2 separate regions of the Homo sapiens genome follow, and region 2 is linked to region 1. The links are chromatin contacts, found by Hi-C or POLR2A ChIA-PET in ENCODE. All regions are on one chromosome and are shown on one strand. The core of a region is the stretch at or near the end of the contact, and the rest is flanking DNA. Distances in the headings are between cores, read along the strand shown.

The links. A loop is a pair of places that touch in the nucleus more often than their neighbours do. ChIA-PET counts read pairs that join two places held with the same protein, here RNA polymerase II (POLR2A). Pooled maps may share reads with other maps.
Region 2: a pooled map shows a loop between it and region 1 (2.6-fold over the local background). The contact joins two enhancer-like sites. A Hi-C loop is called at or near these places in 6 of 50 pooled maps. POLR2A ChIA-PET finds 5 or more read pairs at or near these places in 2 of 52 experiments (B cell and H1).

Annotation. Positions count from the first base shown.
Region 1 is chr2:232,852,624-232,856,486 of GRCh38, reverse strand. All of the region lies in intron 28 of GIGYF2 (GRB10 interacting GYF protein 2), which reads right to left. Among named protein-coding and RNA genes, the nearest start is that of SNORC, 16 kb to the left of the region's middle. Within about 2 kb of position 2,211, at least 5 of the 41 ENCODE cell types and tissues checked have a DNase peak (open chromatin) inside an H3K27ac peak, as active enhancers do.
Region 2 is chr2:233,397,476-233,401,338 of GRCh38, reverse strand. The region is part of intron 3 of DGKD (diacylglycerol kinase delta); the gene reads right to left. Among named protein-coding and RNA genes, the nearest start is that of DGKD, 45 kb to the right of the region's middle. RefSeq lists an enhancer at 1,834-2,339. Within about 2 kb of position 1,823, at least 4 of the 41 ENCODE cell types and tissues checked have a DNase peak (open chromatin) inside an H3K27ac peak, as active enhancers do.

The DNA of each region.
Region 1 (3,863 bases), core at 962-3,461:
AACTCCTGACCTCAAATGATCCGCCCGCCTCGGCCTCCCAAATTGCTGGGATTACAGGCGTCAGCCAACGTGCCTGGCCAGTCTTTTGTTTTTGAGCATACCATAGAAGTATTACAGGGAGACAAAGATAAAGGTCACAGCAGTAGCTTTCTGTTCTTCCAATGAGAGAGATTTTTTATTTTCTTAAGGTTCTGATATAACCTAATTAGGAAGGAAAATAAAACAAAATAGCATCACCAATTAAAAAGAACTGCAGGCCGGGTGTGGTGGCTCATGCCTTAATCTCAGCACTTTGGGAGGCCAAGGCAGGCGGATCATGAGGTCAGGATATCGAGACCATCCTGGCTAACATAGTGAAACCTCGTCTCTACTAAAAATACAAAAAAACATTAGCTAGGTGTGGTGGTGGGCACCTGTAGTCCCAGCTACTCGGGAGGCTGAGGCAGAAGAATTGCTTGAACCTGGTCGAAGGAGCTTGCAGTGAGCCGAGATCGCGCCACTGCACTCCAGCCTGGGTGACAGAGCGAGACTCTGTCTCAAAAAAAAAACAAAACAAAAAAACCCCCTGCAAACCACTGCTTCAGAGAATCAGAGAAAAGAATGGGATGTGAGTGTGTATCAAGGACAGGCTGGGCTGGCCCTGGAGGAAAGTTCATGCAGGAGGTCTACCTTAAAAGAGATGGGGGTGGGCAGGGGGGTTACCATGGAGGGTTGTATACACTAAGTTCTTTGTAACTACTTGACCACATAACTTTGAAATCTGAGTGGGATTAATACCCCTTTAAACCTCAACCCACTTTAATGGGAATACTTCTTCCCACCAGTCAAAAACTTTATGAAAGTTCTGGCCCAGAGCTTTTGATACTCAGGGTAAGAGGCTCCATGGAAGACACACTATTAAGATCCTTAGAGTCCTCGCATATTCTCTTTCCCACAGTAGACAGAGCAAGAAGATTAAAGTACTCTAACTCGATCTACTGTAAATATATCTGCAAAGGAAAAGATTTCAGTTAGCAATGTTTGATTAACCAAAAGGGAATTTGGCTTAGAAAAAGCAGTACTAGCATACCCATTGAAGGCAATAAGCAGTACTCACAAACACAACTGACAGCTGAAAACCTAATGCTGGCTGGGCACACTGGAGGCCGAGGTGGGTGGATTACTTGAGGCCAGGAGTTAGAGACCAGACTGGCCAACATGGCAAAAACCTGTCGCTACTCAAAATACAAAACATTAGCTGGGCGTGGCGCTGCACGCCTGTAATCCCAGCTACTCGGGAAGCTGAGGCACAAGAATTGCTTGAACCCAGGAGGCAGAGATTTTAGTGAGCTGAGATAACATCACTGCACTCCAGCCTGGGCAACAGAGTGAGACCTTGTCTCAAAAAAAAAAAAAAAAAAAAAAAAGAAAGAAAAAGAAAAAAAGAAAACCTAATGCCGAATGCCCAATGGTCACATGTATGTAATTTTTCCAAAACTTCTATAATTGGAGGTTGATAAAAATGATGAACAATGCCTCTTTAAACTGAGTGACTCCCCAAAAATGTTCCAGTTCTTCTACCTTGAATAAAATCCCAAACTGTTTTAGTTATTTGAATACCAAAAAGTAAACAGGCAATGTCCTTATTCTAAAAGCAGTTCTGTTAATATTAGCTGGGTTTTCTGCAGCCTCTTGTTTTTTCATGTTCAAGTTTTCAAATAAATACACATTTGAAATGTAACAGTAATAAACAAAAATGCCTTACATAAAATACCTTAATTAACTGACTCAAAAATATCATGATTCAAAAAAATAAACATGCCTATTTATTAACCAAAAAAGCTGTGGTACCAACTGCTTACAAGACCAAATATAGGGAGAGGCTAGGATTCCAAACCCCATCCTGAGTTTGACCCCATCAACTGTGTTCCAATAACCCACAAGTCTTTTTCTTCCCCCTTGAAAATAGTGACAGCCTTAGTGTTTATATATATATACATATATATGTATTTTTAAAGACAAGGTCTCACTCTGTCGCCCAGGCTGGAGTGCAGTGGTGTGATCTTGGCTCACTGCAACTTCCACCTCCCAGGCTGAAGCGATCCTCCCACCTCAGCCTCCCCAGTAGCTGGGACTATAAGCGGGTGCCACCACACCCAAGTAATTCTTGTAATTTTTGTAGAGACAAGGTTTTGGCATGTAGCCCAGGCTGGTCCCCAACTCCTGGATTCAAGCAATCCGCCCACGCTGGCCTCCCAAAGTGCTGGGATTACAGTCATGAGTCACCGTGCCTGACCCTAATGTTTATGTTTTTAAAGTAACAGTTAATTAGGCAAGTACAAGAACCTAAAGGCCAGTCTATGAAATAAAATACTACTTTATTCTGAGGCAGATTTTTCATTGACTTCACGTGTATCTTAAGAACAGATAAAATGTGATAAAAGGCAATAATGAACTATATGCAAAAGAAGTGGAAGTGTAATTTAAAAGCTAAATTAATTTTACTCATGCAAAGACAGGAAGGGAAAAGTCTGTGGCCAAAAAAAGTTGATTAATATGTTAATTATCAGTCTAGGCTTTTAGCAAACAGACATATTCTCATTTAACTGTCATTTAAAAAACCAGCAAGGTATGCATTCATCCTTTGGCTGAATGCCATTCTTTATCAAATTCAGCCATTTGATGTAAGGGAAAGTTCTGGGTACTGTGAAACCCAAGGCAACACAAACACGGATTCAATCCACTATGCCTGGCTCTAAAGATGACATTCTGTGAGGTTCAGAGCATAGTCTCACTCACATGAGTTCTTTAAGATTTGTGAGGTTGTTCTTACAAGGAAAGTCTGGGGAGAAACTGTATTGTGTGTTTATCACATCTGAGTGCAGGTTGCTGATTCACAATGACCACCTGAAGAGCTCTAAAAAAAGAGGAAGCCAGCCGGGCACGGTGGCTCACCCTTATAATCCCAGCACTTTGGCAGGCCAAGGCGGGCAGATCACGAGGTCAGGAGATCAAGACCATCCGGGCCAACATGGTGAAACCCCATCTCTACTAAAATACAAAAAGTAGCTGGCGTGGTGGCACGCACCTGTAGTCCCAGCACTCGGGAGGCTGAGGCAGGGGAAATCACTTGAACCCGGGAGGTGGAGGAAGCCTACTGAAGATAGGAGATACTGGAGAATATTGATAATTAAAATGAGGCTGTGGCCCCCTCTGCTGGTTTGTTTTAGAAGCAAAATTCTCTTTCCATCAGTGACTGCTTTTTCAACGAAGACTTCCCATTTTCCCATTTTATGCATGGGGAATGTGTAGCTAATGGATAGTTATTAATTTTTTCTCAGTATACAAATTATATGAAATATGTAAATTAAAAAGTAATAAATGAAAATGAAATAAGTATAGGACAAAAATGAGCAATTATGAGAGGAATTTCCAGAGTGAGGTTTAGGTGAGCAGTAATTTTCATAACCTCAGTGAGTATCCTCAATACTTTGTTCAACGTTTGTTTTTCTTCCCCTTCAAGGTATATGGATTCCTTAAACTCTACTCCTAGGATGACCTATCTCCCACACCCTTATAGTGAGGTTTTTAAAGTCCCTTCCTTTCTTAGATCTATAAATAGAAGATGAGATCCAAGGGAATATTTAAGTCCAAACGGTCTGACCTCATTTTCAGAGCAACCTTTTCCCTAACAGCCTATCCTCAAGTCCCAAAGCTTCTTAGCTAGAACCCACAGTTAGAATTTAAGGAATGTTTTAAAATCTATTCACCAATTTCATCCAAATTGGAAAAAATTTCAGGCTGCTCCATCCATCCTTATCAACTTTTGAGACAAGCAGAGGAAAACAGAATTGCACCAGATCTACAAGTTCCCAAACCCAGCT
Region 2 (3,863 bases), core at 574-3,073, 550 kb before region 1:
TGGTTTATTGCTTTCAGTTCATTCACTGAATAATCAGTAAGTGCCTATAATCACAGTGTTAATAGGCACAAACACATATATCATGCCTACATTCATTAACTCATTTAGTCCTTACAACCAAACCACCCCACAAGGCAGGTTACTAGCCCCATTTCTCAGATGAGAAAATGGAGGCTTCGAGCTGTCCTGTGACTCGCCCCCAGTCATCTGCTTGGAAGAAGCTGAGCTAGGATTCACACTCTGGCTTGCCTTAAAGAATGAAGTTACCTTGCAGAGTCCCGTACTTTCAGAGATCAAAAGAAGAGAAGGAGCCCAGTCCTGCTGCCTTGGGTCTTCTATCTGGTAGAGGATACACAGACCCTGGACATTCAAAGACAGAGTCCCTGATTCCTCTGGGGAGCTCACACTTTGGAAATACCGCGTAGCATAAAACTTCCCTCATAAAGGAAGTAAAAGGCAACTGAACATGTAGCATCAGGAGGCCACACACACTCAGCTGCAACAACTGAGGAAGGATCAGCCTTTCCACGGGCCTCCTGGGCAGTCCAGGCCTGTCGAGCTCTAGCTCTCCGGGAACAGCAGCTCAGGCCTTGCCCTCCAGCTGTGCAAGCAGCCCTGCCCATGAGAGGTGACCAGGGCTACCCGAGAGAGCTCAGGGAGCTCAGGTCTGCACACTCCACCACCCACTGAGGGAGTCAAATGTGTGCTTCATAAAACCAGCACCCGAGATGGACTCAAACTATATCCCACCCACATCCTGCCCAAGGTAGGGGGCACGGAAGGAGAGCCGTGAGAGGAGAGGCAGTTAGGAAGTGGCACCCCCACAAATGGGAGAGGCCATGCCAGCAGGTGGCCAGGGAGGCCCAGGCCAGGACAGCATGAGGCGTCTCAGACAGGGCAGTGGGCACTGGGTGTGAAGGGCAAAGGGCCCTGTGGGAGTGGAAATGGCCACCCTGCATCACCACTCTCTCCTAGCTCCAGGCTCCCTGCCCTCCGAGGGACCTGGCCAGGGCTCAGGCCTTGACTGCCTCCCGCTGTCCTGTAGACAAAGCCTGGCTATGGGGAGCACCCACGCCCACTTCGGGTGATGAGCCCTCTTCCTACTTAGTCTAGAAAATCTTTGCTAAATTGAATTTAGCTCTGATTCTGCCTCCTTCACAAGGGACACAGACTCTGACACCAGCCACCATGAAGTCAGTCTCAAAGGGGACATTTCTAGAACTGGAAAGGCCAGCAATACCAAAACACTCTCAGTGAGGAGAAGAAACTGTGCATCTGGAGTCCTGCAGGGGTGCTGTGATCATGTCACTGTGTACAGCGCTGCTTTCTAGGAGGCATGCATCATGGCCAATGATACAGTATGTTCCTTCAACACTGTTATTAATATTTAATTCTCAGAGTCACCCAAAACAAATAAAAGTACCAACAACAGCAGAAGCATGGACCCTGCCCGCCTGCAGTGCATGGCTCTCCTCAGGCCCCATCTCTCACCTCCATAAGCACATCCAGGCTGTCCACATCCTCATGTTGGGGGAAAGGCCCCTCTGCACCCCTTCTCATCCACCTAGCCAACTCTTCCCTGCAGATCTCGCCTCCAGCAGCAGACAGACTCTTCTAACAAAAACCCAACTTTACCACCCTGCTTTAAAATCTTAATGGCTTCCCACAGCTCTGACAAAAAAGCCCAAACCCACCCCAGCCTGGAAAGCACTTCCTGCCTCAGAGGCTGCTCACCCAGCGCACCTCCCACGCCCACTCCCTCTGGCAAGAAACATCCCTTCCACCCCACAGCCACGTACCCCCTTCCCCCACCACAGGCAGGGAACCCCCATGCCCTGCCCAGAGAAGCAACCCACATCAGTTCCTCCCCAGCCCTGCCGTGGCTGCTGGGATGCACATGGACTGTGCCCTGCAGGAAGGAAGACCTGATCTTGCAGCCAGGCCCAGCATCTGGTCCCAGGAAGCTTCCTGCAGAGCCGAACAATGAGGGGCAGGGCCCAAATCATTCTGGAACTGGAGGTGACCAAGCCACTCTTCAACAAAGAGTTATGTGCACCTACTGTGTGCTGGGAACTTGGTGTAAAGCCATGAACAAAACAGACAAAAATCCTTGCTCTCATGTAGCATATATTATAAATAAATAAGACCAAATGGAATACAGGTAGGAATGACTCTCCAGGAGGGTCAGGGAGGGTGAGAATAAAGCCCACTGCTTTCATTCCTTTTTGCTGCATTTTGAAATTTCAAAAACTAAATGAGGCAATAAAAATTAATCCTTCATCAAAAGAGAACATGGGTTTAAAAATGATGAAAAACACTGACTTGGAGAAATAAGTAAATAAAAGCATAAAACTCGAATGGACCCTACAGTCTTGTAGTGTTCCACAGCTCTAGGCTGCTAAGGGAAGATGATAAAACTGGGCATGGTGGCTCACACCTGTAATCCTAGCACTTTGGGAGGCTGAAGCGGGCAGATCACTTGAGCTCAGGAGTTCAAGACCAGCCTGGCCAACATGGTGAAACCCATCTCTACTAAAAATACAAAAATTAGCCGGGTGTGGTGGCGGGAGCCTGTAATCCCAGCTACTCGGAAGGCTGAGGCACAAGAATCACTTGAACCCAGAAGGTGGAAGTTGCAGTGAGCTGAGATCGCATCACTGCACTCCAGCCTGGGCGACACAGTGAGACTGTCTCAAAAAAAGCAAACAAGCGTAGGACTTGAAGACAACAACTAAAATTACTATAACACAAAGTTTAATAAATCAGGGGAGAAATCCTAAGTCAATGAAAACATGTGAAAACCCAAGAGAAAATGGAGAAGATCAAAGGAAAATCTTTCCCTGGAGGGAATGACTTTGTTAAACAGAAAACTTTTAAAAAATATTTTACCTATTGGCCGGGCGCGGTGGCTCACACCTTTAATCCCAGCACTTTGGGAGGCTGAGGCCGGCGGATCACGAGGTCAGGAGATCGAGACCATCCTGGCTAACGCTGTGAAACCCCGTCTCTACTAAAAATACAAAAAAAAAATTAGTCGGGCGTGGTGGCGGCACCTGTACTCCCAGCCACTCAGGAGGCTGAGGCAGGAGAATGGCGTGAACCCGGGAGGCGGAGCTTGCAGTAAGCCAAGATCGCACCACTGCACTCCAGCCTGGGCAACAGAGCGAGACTCCATCTCAAAAAAAAAAAAATTTTACCTTTCAAACAAGAATAAGCCAGGATAAATACAAAGTATGCCAAAATCGGGGGTGGGGGGTGGGAGCTGGGAGGGGAGGTTGCAAGTAAATGTAGTAACAAACAATATAAAAACTTTGATAACTAGAACTAGGAAAAAAACCAACAAATTAAATAAAATAAGGCTAAAGAATGTGACAGACATGGAAGATAAAGAAGCCTCCCCCACCACCCCACAGCCCCTCTTCTGGACTCCTGAGCTCACTTAACCAGCCTGCTGCTGTACTCAGCAGAAGCCCTGACACCTTCATCTACTCCACCCCCTTCTGACCTGATCACTAGCCTGCCCACTGCCCCCTAGACACCTCCGCACTCTCCACTCCACTCTCTCCTAACAATCCTACAAACCTCCCTCCCCTTCCAGTTCACCCTCCACCCTACAGCCAGAGTAGAACTTTCTGACACCTGCAAATCTGAGAATTTCACCAAATAAAACTATTCAACAGCAGCCCAAGTCCTGAGGAGTAAGTCCCAAGCTCTGCCCTGGTCCCCTCTGGAGTCCTCTCACTCTGGCCTCTGCCAGCCACTCTGGTCCCCTCTGGTGTCCTCTCACTCTGCCCCCCCCCCCCAGCCACCCTGGTCCCCTCTGGTGTCCTCTCGCCTCGCTCTGGCCCCCCGCCAGCCACCCT